Linked DNA regions of Homo sapiens: region 1 is linked to region 2. Evidence: chromatin loops called from intact Hi-C (ENCODE). Cell type or tissue: PC-3. All regions are shown on one strand. Links, peaks and the distances in the headings refer to the core of each region. The heading gives the core; the rest is flanking DNA. Region 1 has its middle 170 kb from the start of TTC29. Region 2 overlaps ARHGAP10 (Rho GTPase activating protein 10).

Region 1 (5,386 bases), core at 232-5,231, 760 kb before region 2:
TAGAGGGTAGGGGCTATTGGTATTTAGTAGATGGGGGTCCAGAATTATCAACATGGTGTAATGAAGGAGACAGTCCCACAATGAAAAATCATTCCATCCCAAGTTTGTGTAGGCCAAAAAATCTGATTATAACTTTTTTAGCTTAGAACCTTAACTCTAATGGTGCTTCTGTATGGTTTAAATATAAACGATACATTTAGTTTGTATAAACCAATATAAAATTCCCAGTAATGCACCTACCACATATGTGAGGGAATATCACTATGCCTTGTTTGATATATTACCAAGGGTTTTTTCCTATTTGAAAAAGTCACCAAGGTTCTACTTTTTGTTGAGTCACATAGCTGGATAGCTCTGCATGGCTAGTTGCCATACTCAGGATGACTGTGGAAGCACAAGTATTTTGTCTTCTGGTGTCATTTGTATCCAAGCATTATGTTGAAATGCTTATTAGTTCACCATTTGCCAATTATCATGAAATGCATATTATGATTTCACCATTTGCCAATTTCCTCTATTTCTCCTTTATGTTATAATTAGAGCACTCTAATGTGCTCGAATTTAAATAATGTAGTATCTTGTGTTAGCTCTAAAATTTCTTTCTAAGATAGTAAAGGGAAAAGAAAATATAAAACTATTTGTTGGGGGAGAAAGGATTTGGGGAAACATTGGTCAACAGACACAAAATTTCCAGTTACACAGGAGGAATGAGTTCAAGAGACCTATTGAACATCATGGTGTCTATAGTTAATAACAATATATTGTATACTTGAAAATTGCAAGAAGACTTCAAGCACTTACCACAAAAAATACATATGTGATGTCATGCATATGTTAAAGAGCCTGATTTAGCCATTCCACAATGTGCACATTTATCAAAACATCATGCTAGATACCATAGGTATACACAATTTTTGTCAAGTAAAAATATATAAATAAATATTTGTTATGTAGGGTTGGAATCAGATAAGGTTAAGAGCCTCTGTTCTATGCAGTTCCTATTTTTCCACTTTCCATATTGAGTGCTTCCTGTGTGCCAGATACTAAGTATTTCCCATACTTGCTCTCCTTCACTCTTCCCAACCTTCTATCGATGACATAAAACTACATAATTTTATATTGTTTATATAAACTAAAGCTTAAAGAATCTAAGTAAACCAGTAAGTGGAAAAATCCAAGATTCAAGTTCAAGTCCACCTAGCTGCAAGGCCTGGCATCTTAACCATTCCACTTTTTTAACTAATGTAGAAAAAGGTCATCTTTTAAAAATATTACTACCATATTTCTATGTATATAGTTTAATAACCTAGTTATTGAAGATATTTATCTAGCAATTAAAAGGAGCAGCAACTAAGCACTAGAGCCTTTTGTTTTAATGTACCCTTTGTGTAGTTTTTAATAAACTCTGTTACCTAATTGCCTTACTTAGCATATCTCTGTGCTATTAAAACTTCTTTAATGTTTTATGTGGAAAAAATACTAATCCTTAAAATGTAAGTTATTAGCTAAGAATTTTTAAATACAGTATTTCTCCAGAGTCCTTCATCCAGAAAATCCTAAGTACTTTAGCAACACTAGTCATATATGGAAAATAGTCCCACTCTCTAATTATAAAAAATGACAATGAGTACATTTCCATCCAAGCTGTTACCTCAGAGAGGAGTCAGATCACAGAACACCTAAAAAGTGCAATAGACTCATCCAGTTTCAGAGAAGGGTTTTGCTCAGCAGCCATTGTGCATCTAGGTCAACAGAGAATGTCAGCTGATACAAATCAGGACAATGATGAGTGCCTGTAATATGACCACCACTTTACATGTATTATTAGGTTGGTGCAAAAGTTACTGAGATGTTTGTCATTGAAATAATGGCAAGCCAAGCATGGTAACTCACGCCTGTAATCCTAGCACTTTGGAAGGCTGAGGCAGGTGCATCACCTGAGGTCAGGAGTTCAAGACCAGCCTGGCCAACATGGTGAAACCCCGTCTCTACTAAAAATATAAAAATTAGCCGGGCATGGTGGCAGGCGCCTGTAATCCCAGCTACTCTGGAGGCTGAGACAGGAGAATTGCCTGAACCCAAGAGGTGGAGGTTGCAGTGAGTGAGATGGTGCCATTGCACTCCAGTCTGGGCAACAAGAGTGAAACTCCATCAAAAAGAGAGAGAGAGAAGGAAGGAAGGGAGTAAGGGAGGAAGAGAGGAAGAAAGGAAGAAAGGAAGAGAAAAAAACGCAATTACTTTTGCACCAACCTAATATTTTTTTATTAACCCATGAGTTAAGTATTATCGCCTTTATTCTTTATTATACAGAAGGACAACTGAGGGCTCCAAGAGGTTTAAGTGACTTAAGAGACTCCAACCACAGAGTGTGCAAGCTGGGATTTGAGCCCGGCATGTTCTATTATGCTAATCTACTCAACTTCATGTGTGTGGGGATTTGAGGCAGTTACAGCGAGTCATATTACGACTGAGGGGAGTTTTGGTGCGGGCTATGGATTAAACCTCCAGTTAAGTCTTGCTTACACCTAGGAAGTCTAATATCCAGTGAATGTTCCCAACTGTCTCTAACACATAAGGATTTCGCTGGATTTGGGCAGTTAACATGCCACTTCAAGGATGAGAATGTTTCTTGGGAAATCCAACAGTGACAGGAAAGCTTGAGTACACTCTTTAATAGCATGCAAATGATGGGGCTGGAAATTCCCAGAACCGTTTTCCACTGTCCTGCACTCTCTCTATTTTTGGTATTGCTATTCAATAGCTCTCATGTCCTAGGAAAATCATATCACTGCTGAGAAACTCTTTCTTTAAAGGCATCTATAACTTCCATGCTCTCATCATCTTCTTTCATTTGTTTTGGGACAGAACTTTAGAAAGTTAAATTGAAAATTTAAAAACTAAATATAAAAGCAGCAGCCACTGGGTGTCACTGATTTACCACTTGAATGTACCTCATCCCACATATCTATAGCAGGAAAAAACCTGGCCTTTTTATTGGACTATTTCAAAGCACTTTATGTTCTTGAGTGCTATAGATAAGCAGAAGAATTTAAAATGTTTAAAACATGAATCTTCTGACACTGAGAAGCTCAAGGACCATTACTGTATGCTCTGTTACAGCTATTTATAACTGTAAGTAATAATATTCCCATTTTAGAGATGGATACACTAAAGCAGAGCAAGCTAGTAAATCGAGGATGGCAGAGGACACACTCTTGAACTTTATTATTTAAATCAGGACTTTCTGGCCAGGTGCAGTGGCTCACGCCTATAATCCTGGCACTTTGGGAGGCCGAGGCAGGTGCACCACCTGAGTTCAGGAGTTCAAGACCAGCCTGGCCAATACGGTAAAAACCCATCTCTACCAAAAATACAAAAATTATCCGGGTGTGATAGTGTGCATCTATAATCCCAGCTGCTCGGGAGGCTGAGGCAGGAAAATCGCTTGAACCTGGAAGGCAGAGGTTACAGTGAGCCGAGATTGCCCCACTGCACTCCAACCTGGGCAACAAGAGCAAAACTTCATCTCAAACATAAAAGAAATAAAAATAAATCAGGACTTTCATGTTGTATTTTTATTTAAAGATAATTCTCTAAAGCCAGGAACACAGTACCCATTATTTCATTCTTGCTCATATCCCGCCCCCCCCCCACCAATTCTATATCTAAGATGAAGAAAAAGAAATCATTTCAGAACATTTCCAAAAGAATGTCAGGATTCACCTCCTTTCCAAGGTGGCCAAATAGGAACAGCTTTGGTCTGCAGCTCCCAGCGTGATCAACATAGAAGATGGGTGATTTCTGCATTTCCAACTGAGATACCTGGTTCATCTTATTGGGACTGGTTGGACAGTGGGTGCATCCCATAGAGGGTGAGCCAAAGCAGGGTGGGGTGTCGCCTCACCCGGGAAGTGCAAGGGATCTGGGGATTTCCCTTTCCTAGCCAAGGGAAGCCATGACAGACTGTACTTGGAAAAACAGGACAATTTCACCCAAATACTACACTTTTCCCAAGGTCTTAGCAACCAGCAGACAAGGAGATTCTCTCCCGTTCCTGGCTCAGTGGGTCCCACACCCACGGAGCCTTGCTCACTGCTAGCACAGCAGTCTGAGATTGAACTGTGAGGCGGCAGCCTGGCTGGGGGAGGGACATCTGCCATTGCTGAGGTTTGAGTAGGTGAACGAAGCAGCCAGGAAGCTTGAACAGGGTGGAGCCCACCGCAGTTCAGCAAGGCCTACTGCCTCTATAGACTCCACCTCTGTGGGTAGGGCATAGCTGAACAAAAGGCAGTAGACTTCTGCAGACTTAAACCTCCCTGACAGCTCTGAAAAGAGCAGTGGTTCTCCCAGCACGGTGTTTGATCTCTGAGAACAGACAGACTGCCTCCTCAAGTGGATCCCCGACCCCTGTGTAGCATAACTGGGAGACACCTCCCAGTAGGGGCCGACAGACACCTCATATAGGCGGGTGACCCTCTGGGATGAAGCTTCCAGAGGAAGGATCAGGCAGCAATATTTACTGTTCTGCAACATTTGCTGTTCTTCAGCCTCCATTGGTGATACCCAGGCAAACAGGGTCTGGAGCAGACCTCCAGCAAACTCCAACAGACCTGCAGCTGAGGGATCTGACTGTTAGAAGAAAAACTAACAAACAGAAAGGAATAGCATTAACATCAACAAAAAGGACATCTATACCAAGACTCCATCTGTAGGTCACCAACATCAAAGACCAAAGGTAGATAAAACTGCAAAGATGGGGAGAAACCAGAACAGAAAAGCTGAAAATTCTAAAAACCAGAGTGCCTCTTCTCCTCCAAAGGATCACAGCTCCTCGCCAGCTACAGAACAAAGCTAGATGGAGAATGACTTTGATGAGTTGACACAAGTAGGCTTCAGAAAGTCAGTAATAACAAACTTCTCTGAGCTAAAGGAGCATGTTCTAACCCATTGCAAGGAAGCTAAAAACCTTGAAAAAAAGGTTAGATGAATGGCTGACTAAAATAAACAGTATAGAGAAGACCTTAAATGACCTAATGGAGCTGAAAACCATAGCACAAGAACTTCATGATGCCTGCACAAGCTTCAATAGCAGATTCGATCAAGTGGAAGAAAAGGTAACAGTGATTGAAGATCAAATTAATGAAATAAAGTGAGAAGACAAGTTTAGAGAAAAAAGAGTAAAAGGAAACAAACAAAGCCTCCAAGAAATATGGGACTATGTGAAAAGACCAAATCTATGTCGGATTGGTGTGCCTGAAAGTGACGGGGAGAATGGAACCAAGTTGGAAAACACTCTGCAGGATATTATCTAGAACTTCCCCAACATAGCAAGGCAGGCCAACATTCAAATTCAGGAAATACAGAGAACATCACAAAGATACTCCTC
Region 2 (5,386 bases), core at 291-5,290:
TCTGTGGAGTCCTGCTCTTCTCCCAGTTCCTTTCTAGTTAGGCAAGCTAAGCTGGAAGCTTTTTTTGGAATAGCGTCCTGACCAGCTGGTGCCCCCTTCTCTCCCAGGGGATCAGACGTTCTGAGGGCCGCAGATGGGCGTCCAGCCCTGGCCCGCCTTTGAGAGCCGGGTTCTTGAGATGCTGCCATGGCTGGCTCCTTCTCACTTGCCGCCATCACTCCCTGAGCGCTGAGGTGCTGGGCCCTTTCTCAGGCAGACTTTATTCCTAGAGGATTTGTTCATCGAAATGTTTGTTGATTGTGATTGCATGTGGTTCAGCCTTGGGGCATCAGTTGTGGTTGGGGTGAGTTTTTCAAGAAGAGAAGTCCCTTTGATCTTCAGTTCTTGGGGGTCAACTTCAACAAACAGAGTAGGAGTCACAAGCTTTTTCTGCAAAGAAACTGATAGTAAATATTTTAGACTTCTGTGGACCATAAAGTTCCTGTTGCACCTGCTCAATTCTGCTGTTGCAGCAGGAAAGTAGCTGCAGACAATACATAAATGAATTGTCGTACCTGTGTTGCAATACTTTATTTACAAAATCAGGCAGCACACCGTATTTTGGCCCATGGACCACAGTGTGATGACCTCTGATGTAGCGTTTCACTTTTCACCATCTCCAGTTTGACTAACCTCTGTGATTTTAACATAGGCAGATATCCAAGTAGAGCAGAACCGGCAACACTTCTATGAACTGTCTCTCGAGTATGTGTGTAAGCTGCAGGAAATCCAAGAAAGAAAGAAGTTTGAGTTTGTGGAACCTGTGAGTATTGCCAAGTTGTTTGCTGGTGGATTTTTGCAATGTAAGATAAGTATTTATTTTCCTAGATCTGATTTATGGTTTATAGTTACTAGAGGCCATAGTGCATAAACATGAAAGAGACATATTAAAAAGGGCAGACACAGATAGCCATGAAGTCAAGGAATTGCCTCTAAATCAGTGGTTCTCAGCTGTATTTGCACTGATAATACACGTAATATTCCCATTGCTACATGATCTCAAGGAAGGCAACCATGTGCAATTTCTGCCACCTTAGCCTATAGCTCTATCTTTTAAAAATTTCTCTGAAATAATTTATACTAGAATGAGTGAACATGGGTTGTTTATACCGGTTCAAACTTTGGTACTTTAAACAATCGTTTGTAACATGACTTCAAACACAATTCACAATGCTTATGGCAATCTAAGTTTAGAAGCAGGATATGGAACATTTGAGACAATTTTGTGAGTTACTCTAACATTTCTTTTTACTTATATTAGAAACACATGATTTTTGTTTGTGATTATATAGATGTTTTCTAGTAGCTTCAGTTGTTTATATATGAAGATGTATGCACATGAATGTATATATCATAATGTAAAGGATATTTCATGTGGATTTCAGCAAAAAAACACTGGATCTCATTCTCAGGATTCATTTTAATTTTAATATCGACTTATTGAATGGTTTCTTTTTCTTAAACAGCTTTATTAAGATAATATTCACACAGTATACAATTTACTCATTGTGAGTATGGTTTATAGAAACAAGAATAACCAAGTAATGATTAAAAATGAGCATTTGTGGAGCTATGGTTTAGTTGGAGCGATAGTCATTAACCTAAACCATTAGAGAAAAACTCAACCTCCTCAAAGCTTTCTTTTTAATGTGAAATAATAATAATGGCCTGCTTTTATTGGGCATTTATAATGCTCAGTCTCTGTTCAAGCCATTGTTCTAAGTGTTGTACCGAACTCATTATTCCACACTATAACTCAATGAGGAGATAAGGAAATAGAAGTAGAGAAAGGCTGAGTAATTTGCCTAAGGTCCCATAACAGGTCATGGCTGACGTTGGGAATGGAGCCTGCTGGGTGTCAGAGCCCCAGATTCCTAACCACCCACGGTGTGGCATTTGGAAGAAAATGAATCTCAAGATTTCCTTAACTGTCTCCCCAGATCACTTCTTTTTACTTCTAGATTTATTGACTTACATGTGGAGCAGAGGCAACAGCCCTCTAATTCAGAGACAGGTTGGGAGTTGGTAGGAAAGTAAAGGTTTAATTACGGGTTTGAGGCTGCCCCTGGCAAGTCATGGAATATCTTTGTCAACAAAACACAGGGGTTGCAGTCTGCTGGATGTGGCTGGGGAGAGCCTGGAGCTCTTTGATTCTGTGATTTTACTTTCTTAAAGATTGTGTCAACCTATAGTGATAAGATTTCAATTACAAATATTGGGATTCTCCTGACTAAAGAGGACAAATGGATGACTTAATAATTCAATTTTTCCTGCAGAACATGCCATATAAGCTGTCTAATGGCTGTGATATTTAAGGGAAAAAAGCATCATTTTCTATAAAGACCAATTAATAGATAATATGTACTTGTGTTTACTTGAATATTAGTGACTTCCCTTTAATCAGTTTATTTCAGTGGAATAACAGTGAGATGGCGGGGGGAACACTTGGTTGTTTATATGATTCTTTTTTTCTCCTGAGTTTTTTTGTGCTAATATCTCTTTTCTTCCTGTGTCTTAGATGCTGTCATTTTTTCAGGGGATGTTTACCTTCTATCATCAGGGCCATGAACTTGCCAAAGACTTCAATCACTACAAAATGGAACTACAGATCAACATTCAGAATGTAAGGAAGTGAAAGCTTTCTTTATAAAAAGATGTTTGAAAAGTATTTTTCATTTGTGTGTTGTATGAAAAGCCTTAATTAAATGAAGACAATGCTGATCTGTTTGTACTGAGAAACTGAGGGTATGCTGCCACCTGCTGGTCAACTCTTGGTGTGACCAACTGCTCTACAGTTGGTTGAGGCTTGGGAAATTCTGCCACCTGGCGGCTTTTCCTGCAGTTTCTGGGTCAATTCTAAGGATAAGCTTTGTTATGTTAACTCTAAATCAGCTATGTCTGCTACAGACAAAAGAGCACTCCACTTTAAGGCATTGAATTTATAATGCACTACTTAACTGGGCATCTTGATTTTTGTTCCCAGATAGGCTTATCATTTGAGTAGAATTTCTTCCCTACATTTTATGCATATTTACTAATGCATTGGTGTTTACAGTTGCTATTGGTCTTGAATATTTTCCTTTGGAAAATGTGTGCTTTCTGCCAGGTCTCGGATAAAGAGATTTAGGAGAATGTTATTAAGCAGTACACTATATGTCATTTTGATCAGGTGGTATATGTTTTTCCTCTCAGTGCTAGTTGATCCTGGAAGCGTCCTCACTGACAAGCTGGTCAGGGTATGTTGAGTGTAATTTGAGGTCTCATTAGGAATGTAGTGAGATAGCTTTGTGACAGACTCACAGCACATAGTGAAAGACACACAGGTAGATGGATGGGAAGCTGTGGTTGTTGCCTGCTCTTCATTTCTTTCACAATTAGAAGTTGAGAGTGGGCCGGGCACAGTGGTTCATGCCTGTAATCCCAGCACTTTGGGAGGCCTAGGCGGGCAGATCGCGAGGTCAAGAGATTGAGACCATGCTGGCCAACATGGTGAAACCCTGTCTCCACTAAAAATACAAACATTAGCTGGGTGTGGTGGAGTGCGCCTGTAATCCCAGTTACTCGGGAGGCTGAGGCAGGAGAATTGCTTGAATCCGGGAGGTGGAGGTTGCAGTGATCCGAGACCGTGCCACTGCACTCCAGCCTGGGCGACAGAGTGAGACTCTGTCTCAAAAAAAAAAAAAAAAAAAAAAAGTTGAGAGTGAATACCTTTTGTGTAGATTTTGTTTCTAACTTTTTTTTTTTTTTATGTACAGTTCCTTATACTAAGGAGTGTAGCTGATAAAACCTTATTTTTATAATTTATGTGTCAACTTGTATTTGAGGATTGTTTGGACATTCAGCTGGGCTAATGATAGAGTTCTGGAGTAGATTCTTTTTCTGCTGCTGTGGTCTCACAATTTGTGAAAACAGTTATAAAATATGTGGTATGACTATAATGTGACAAAACTTAAAAATCCAAAATGGGTATGTGTGGATTCATTCTAGTCACCCCAAAATTGTCCCTGCAGGTAGTAGAATATTGAGTCTAATGTTGTTGAGTTTTTTTTGTTTTTTTTTTTGAGACAGGGTGTCACTCTGTCGCTGAGGCTGAAGTGCAGTGGCACAACCACTGCTCACTGCAGCCTCAACCTCCTAGGCTCAAGTACTCCTCCTGCCTCAGCCTCCTGAGTAGCTGGGACTGCAGGTGCATGCCAGCACACCCAGCTAATTTTTTTTCTTTTTGGTAGAGATGGCATCTCATTGTGTTGCCCAGGCTGCTCAAACTTCAGGGTTCAAGTGATCCTCCTTCCTCAGCCTCCCAAGATCCTGGCATTACGGGGGTGAGCCACCATGCCTGGCTGATGTTGAGATTATTCAGAATATTTTTGCAGGCAGCAGAAAACAGTTATGTAAAAAGAACAGTAGATAGTTCACGTAAGTGGTCCCCAACCTTTTTGGCACCGGGGACTGGTTTTAAGGAAGACAATTCTATAGATGCAGTGGGGGTGGGAGAAGGTAGGGGATGGTTTCGTGATGAAACTTTTCCACCTCAGGTCATCAGGCATTAGATTCTCATAAGGACTGCACAATCTAGATCCACGTGCGCAGTTCACAATACGGTTCATGCTCCTATGAGAATCTGATGCCACCGCGGATCTGACAGAAGGTGGACTCAGGCTCACCTGCCGCTCACCTCCTGCCATGTGACCCGGTTCCTAACAGGCCATGGACCGGTACCTGTCGGCAGCCTGGGGGTTGGGGACCCCTGCTTGAGATTATAACTTATGTTTTCCCCTCTGCTTACTGGCTATATAATCTGTGGAAATTCACCTTGTCTGTCTGGACCTCATCTGTTAAGTGCAGGGCTGGCCAGAATGAGAACCTTCAGGCAGGACTGTATATACAACTTCTAGAATCAAGGTAAAATGAAGAAGATAGTGCCCCTTATTTAGAGATAATTAAGAGTTTCAGATCAGAGGCATTTGATCATTAAAGCAAGCAGAAGCTCTTCTGAGCGCAGGGCCCTGTGGACTGCATAGGTGAATGCCCTGAAGCCAGCTCTCTGCCTCAGACTCTGGGGTGAGCTGTGGGGAAACATCAGTCTCTTGGGATGTTGAGTGAAACTCCTTGCACGGCTCGTTTATTTGTGGAAGTGTGTTTATAACACACCTGTTGGGGGGGCGTCTGTTTACCTTATATAAACCAAAAAACTTTCAGAGGCATTAAATATTTAGATGGGAATGAGCAATATTCTGTCTGGAAATCTTATGAGCAAACCTTGAAGCTAAGCTATCATTTGAAATGTTTCACAAAATGACCTGATTGGAATCCTTAATATATTGAGAACTTACACAATTGACAACAG

Evidence for each region. Peaks named below come from ENCODE experiments on the same cell type or tissue, not always from the same donor. Only the 100,000 strongest peaks of a DNase experiment are listed, where the experiment ranks them.
Region 1: a loop joins it to region 2, with 11 times the contacts of the local background. A loop is called at or near these places in 13 of 110 quality-filtered maps.

What each region holds. Positions count from the first base shown.
Region 1 is chr4:147,108,232-147,113,617 of GRCh38, forward strand. No RefSeq gene overlaps it. Among named protein-coding and RNA genes, the nearest start is that of TTC29, 170 kb to the left of the region's middle. In PC-3, for the core only: a CTCF peak has its summit at 2,921 (motif pointing right); no DNase peak of the experiment used is centred there.
Region 2 is chr4:147,864,155-147,869,540 of GRCh38, forward strand. ARHGAP10 (Rho GTPase activating protein 10) reads left to right here. Exons shown (of 23, transcript NM_024605.4): 6 at 692-802; 7 at 2,558-2,662. Among named protein-coding and RNA genes, the nearest start is that of MIR4799, 84 kb to the left of the region's middle. RefSeq lists enhancers at 2,644-3,321, 3,322-3,998 and silencers at 2,751-2,975, 2,774-2,823. In PC-3, for the core only: a CTCF peak has its summit at 2,818 (motif pointing left); a DNase peak (open chromatin) is centred at 2,837.